Regions from separate parts of the Mus musculus genome. Here region 2 is linked to region 1. A link is a contact called in ENCODE Hi-C or POLR2A ChIA-PET data. All regions are on one chromosome and are shown on one strand. The core of a region is the stretch at or near the end of the contact, and the rest is flanking DNA. Distances in the headings are between cores, read along the strand shown. Region 1 holds the start of Mospd2 (motile sperm domain containing 2). Region 2 holds the start of Ofd1 (OFD1, centriole and centriolar satellite protein).

Evidence for each region. Hi-C counts contacts between places; a loop is a spot of excess contacts on that map. ChIA-PET counts read pairs that join two places held with the same protein, here RNA polymerase II (POLR2A).
Region 2: a map of regulatory T cell shows a loop between it and region 1 (5-fold over the local background). The contact joins the promoter of Ofd1 here to the promoter of Mospd2 in region 1. A Hi-C loop is called at or near these places in 1 of 37 maps with a recorded cell type or tissue (regulatory T cell). POLR2A ChIA-PET finds 5 or more read pairs at or near these places in 1 of 5 experiments (Patski).

Annotation. Positions count from the first base shown.
Region 1 is chrX:164,979,102-164,981,678 of GRCm38, forward strand. Mospd2 (motile sperm domain containing 2) reads right to left here and starts at 1,274. Exons shown (of 15, transcript NM_029730.4): 1 at 1,114-1,274; 2 at 893-962. The coding sequence starts at 1,122. Fancb (Fanconi anemia, complementation group B) reads left to right here and starts at 1,491. Exons shown (of 9, transcript NM_001146081.1): 1 at 1,491-1,709.
Region 2 is chrX:166,439,432-166,442,008 of GRCm38, forward strand. Ofd1 (OFD1, centriole and centriolar satellite protein) reads right to left here and starts at 1,273. Exons shown (of 23, transcript NM_177429.3): 1 at 849-1,273; 2 at 598-696. The coding sequence starts at 863. Trappc2 (trafficking protein particle complex 2) reads left to right here and starts at 1,324. Exons shown (of 5, transcript NM_025432.4): 1 at 1,324-1,408.

The sequences.
Region 1 (2,577 bases), core at 24-2,523:
TATTTGTTCTAGGTCATGAACTGATATATAGCACAGAACAGTATAAAGGTGTATGACTCTTCTGCCAAGCACTACAATCAAAATACAACAGTTTAGTTCTTTCCATGGTAACCAATGACTGAGGCAAAATCTAAATTGACCACCTACTGGATTTAGTTCCACACTTGATGGTCTGATACACGTTTCTTCACTTAATTCTTAACCTTACTTGCATTTCATAGATATGGAAACAGGAACTCGGAACATGGAAGTAAGCTATTTTGTGGAAGGGGGCTACATTAGTATCAATCAAGGCAACTTATTCCAAATGTTTAAAAACAATGTACAAGCACTAAGTCAGCAGATTAAGTACTTGACAAGATTCTATGACAGTGACCAGATTATTCAACCAATAAACCAGTTCTGCACTTACAGAAACTTTTAAGTACAGTGTGGAGCGAGAACTTGTGCGTAGCACTTTTGGTTTTAAGAAGCGGAATTAAGCAAAATAAAAGGAACTGGATTACCAAATTATGTACAAACTATATGGCAACAGTACAATGGCAGTTTCCAGGTTCGTTTTCTGGTGAAAGGCCAGCGAAGGAGCCATGAACTGAACAGTGTCACCTATGTCATTGGCCAATATGTTCATAGCCTGTGAGGCCCATGGATATAAGGAGATGCTAGGCATTTTGATTTCTAACTTTCACTAACCGTTTAAAGGAAGCCCACCATCTGCCCAAGTAAAGCAGCGCACACAGTATGGCAAAACCTTTGAAACATGTACAGCATCTTTCCAGTGAAGGTTGGAAAGGTCTCTTAACATCTCCCGTCAAAACACCCACAAACACACCAGTAAAAGTTGGATATGCTCACTGCACACCCCACTTTAAGTCACAGAAAGCATGCTTACCTGTCACATACTCAGCTTCGAATCTCCGCCGGGTCTCTGAGATTAGCTTGGCTTTATTCTGAGCGTTATTCTGGATAGGAGACACAACAAAACCTTAAGATGCTCTCGGTCCTTACCCAGATCACTCCCAACACAGCTCACCTGCACCGGAGCGCACGGGCCCTGGGCCTGGAAGCTGTCTTCCAGGCTCACGGCCCAGGCAGCGATGAGGTGCTGCTCACCTCGGCCATGGTCACAGTCGCGGAACCTATTGTGGTTGTACCCGTCGCTCCTTCCACAGCCTGCAGCCAAGTGTCTCATCACCAGCCAGCCCAGCCCAAAGGTAGATCAAGAAGGGAGGGAGGGGGGGAGGGGGTCGCGTGACACCGGAACGTAGAAGGAAGTGCCTCCACACTGTCCAATCCCATAGTGTTGTCCGGGGTAGAGGCGGGAATAAGTGCTCTGCTGGGCTCCCACTTGCTTCTCTAAAGGAGAAACCCCGCCTTCCGACGACCTCCTGGCACCGGTGTCCCGCCCCAAGTAGCCTGGAGCACTCTGATGCTTTTCCCTGAAGCTCAGCCCCTACAGCTCAGCTGGCCATTTGCTTCCAGCCCTCGGAGGCTCCGCCCCTCCCAGGTCCCCTCTGGCTACCACCTCCTGCAGGCTTTGCCGCCTGAGTTGTTCAGGCAACTATTGGGCCGGTTGTCCCAGCGTGCAATGCGCGGGCGGGAGGTTTGGAGTCCTTTGGTGCAACTGGAACGTGGCAATTTGGCAGCCTTGGAGAACTGGTTTTGGTTTGGTTTGGTTTTCTCCTGACCGCTCGCAGATAACTTGCATTGTGAGTATTCGCTATATTCGGCGATTATTTCTGTTAAGGTTCTTTTCTTTTGGCTGTGGTGTCTGGCTTTATAGTGCTGGCAACTTGGTCTGTAGCCTAGGTTGGCCTCCCTTCTCAGACATGAGTTTTCTGTGTCAGTCTCTCTGATCCTGGTTACAGGTATAACCACCACAGTTGTGGACTGGGAGACGCTCACAAGGCAACCGTCTTTGAACTCTGAGTTAAGTGGTTATAGAAAGTTAAAAGGAAAGATGTTATTTTGAGTTACTTGTTCTTAACGAGGTGGGGGTAGACTCTTGTTCCTGCCATGTAAGTGACATTTGTGGGTGTCACCGCTCTAGAATGGGAGTGTAGCTGATTTCTAATGGGGAGAAGCCAACGATGCTGCCAAGCTTGCAGGACAGGTCGCAATACTTATCCAGGGTGAAATGCAAACATTGCCGAGACTGGTGAAAGCTTAGATTTATAAAGTACTACAACAAACTATTAGCTTTGGTGGCTTAGTTGAACATAACAATGCTGCCTTTCTTAAAAACTGACCAACACTGAAGACTACTTGTACTGGCAATTAGAGAAAACGTTTTCCCAGGCACTGGGGATGTCGATCACAGGTCCAGCACATGCTGGAGACCTCAAGTTCCAGCCTCAGCAGCCCTGCCCCTCTGCCAAAAAGGACAACCCACGTTTTACCTAGTCTGTAGCTGGTTGACCTTAAAAAGGCAGTTAACATCTTTTCCCAAAGCGTTTTCAATATTTGTTTTTATGGGAAAATTTGAACACATTGTTTAAAGTTTGTTTGAAAACTTTCATAAAAATATTTGAGTAACTCCGAGCTCCCCTAGACTCCCACTTCCCTACTTTGATACCC
Region 2 (2,577 bases), core at 23-2,522, 1.5 Mb after region 1:
AAAAGGTATATTGTAAGGAAACACATTGAACTAACTCCATCCCTTGCTGCTACCCAAACTTAAGATGTTCTAATAAACAGTTGCTATTCATTTAAAATATCCACACTCTAAAATATCTTATGTGTACTTACTATTACTGACACAGGGTATCACTATGAAGTCTTGGCTGACCTGGAACTGGCTATTTGGCCCAGCTACCCTCACAAGAGATGTGCCTTCCTCTGCTTCCGAAGAACTGGGATAAAGGCGTGTGACAAGACACCTGGTACCATTCCACTATAGATTTTTTTCTAGGGAGTATCATGAAACAGACTGGGCTTCATTTTGTTGTTCTCAGACATGTAGACCACAGTACTCTGCTCACATTACCCTCTGCAGTCCGTTCCTCGCAAGTCCCCCTCCTGCTCACTACATAGACGTAGCATGATCAAAGCGAGACTGGGAACAAGATTTGTAACAGCAGCTTAGTTTTATGGCAATGTGTTCATTATACAGGTTATGTGCTACCTTAATGAATGAATTTAAATGTGGAGCCACCTGCGGTTAAAGGTTACACTTGTGGAAGTATAACGACACGATTGTGCCTAAATCTGATACCTGAAGTGTGTCCAGTACACCCCGATCCTTAAACGTCTGGTATAGCTTTTTGCGCAGTTCATCTTGACTCAACACATCAGACTTGTGGGGCATGTTGGACTGAAAAGAGAAAATGATGGGTTACCTAGTGTCAACGTGGACCTGAATTTCAGAAATCAGTGACCTCACCGGAAGCCCTAAGATGCTTAACGGACATCAAAACAAAGAGATGTCCAATCGGAAAAACCCTGGAAAGTGGCAGGTGGAACTACCTGAGCCATCCTCATCTGCTTTCCTCCCGAGCTCGCCCCTCCACGGTCGGACTCCTCGGCCCGGGCCGGGGCGCAGGAGGAGAGGGAGCCCTTGACCTCGGAATCCAGCTTGTCTCTGGGGACCTAGGGGAGCAAGAGAGCTAAACATTCAGCCCCTAACTCGTCAAGCAGCCGCGCTTCCTCCCACGGTATGGGAAGGGTGGGCGGGTCCGCGAGCCAGGAGGGACTCTGGACGGAATAAAGACGGAAACGACAAGCGAGGGCCCCGAAGCGGCCGCTCAGTCGGCAGTTTTCCCTGCTCCGTAGCTCATCCCTACACTGCCCGCCGCCCGCCGCCTGCTCCGCCCGCTCCGGCCGCTCGGCCCGCTCGGCCGGCTCAGCCTAACCGCCCAGGCTTTGGCCCTCCGTGACGCCTGCGCGCTCTTAGGCGAGCAGTCCCGGCCACGTCTCGCGAGAGCATAGCCTCAGATCTCGCGAGAGTGATTTTGGGACTCCCAGGCTGAGGCTCCCGAGCGCAGATTAAAGAGGCGGCCGGTTCTCATCTCGGCTCCTCCCTACAGGTGAGCTCTGGAGGGAAGCAGGCGGCGGGCGTTCCGGGTCCGCGGGGGCATCCAGGCCTCCCGTGATGCGAACAGTGGTCTTCTACCTCTACCCAGCCCTGACTCGGGACAGCACGCCCAGCCCCCCGGCGCCGAGTAATCCCCGTTCTCCTAGTTGGTATAGCCTCCGTGTCCCCTTGGAGGGGACCTCCGCGCACTGGGACGGAGGCTTGGCGTTCTCCAGGTCGCTAACGCAGTGCATCTTCATTGCAATGCCATTGCCCTTTGCAGCCGGTTTACTGTAGAAAGCGGTCTCGGGCATCGTAGGTTGACCGCATCCTTGGTCAGTTTCCATTAAATGCCAGTGGTACCCTACCTCGCCCTCCAGACTTTGACAGATGCTCTCAAAGAGGGCAAAAGCGCATCTCCTTGAGAAGCACGGAGCTTCATTTTATAGAAAAGCCCCACTAGTTTTGCTGATCTGTGGGGCAAGTTGAATTTACAGCTGTCAGGAGCAAGTTTCTGAAAGGTTCCTCCATAGAGAGATTTGCTATAAATATGGACGGCTTTGAACTGGGGTGCATGCGTTTTATCTTGTGTTTGCCTGTTAACTAAAATGTTTAACTTGTAAGGATTTCTAAATTCATCCTGCTCTTGCACTAGTAGTCTTCCACCATTGCACCATATGAATTTTTAGCTTCCTGGTAACTTCAGATGTCAGCCCTGGGCTTGGCCTTTACAGCAGTTTAGAATAAGCCTGTCAAGTCTAGAGTTAAAAAAAAATACTTGATCTTGTGTATGTACTGCACTCCCTCAAACCCATACCAGACATGAATAATTGATCATAGCCATTCGACCACACTGTTTCTCAGCACCAACTCCTGACAGCCATACCAGACATGAATAATTAATTGATCACAGCCTTTCACTGCTGACCACACAGTTTCTCAGCACCAGCTCCTGGCAGCCATACCAGCAAAGCAGATTTTGCTCATAAGGAACCACGAGCTATCCCTAGTCAAATCCCTTTCCTACTAGACATTATATTTCAAGAATATACTAAACACCCACCACAGAACACTTCATCCTCACTTAGCTTAAAACACCCTCGACTGGCTCCTTCAGTTGCTCTTATTTTGTTTTGTTTTCAGACCATTCATTGTCTAAGTCCCCACCCACCCCCCTGCTCC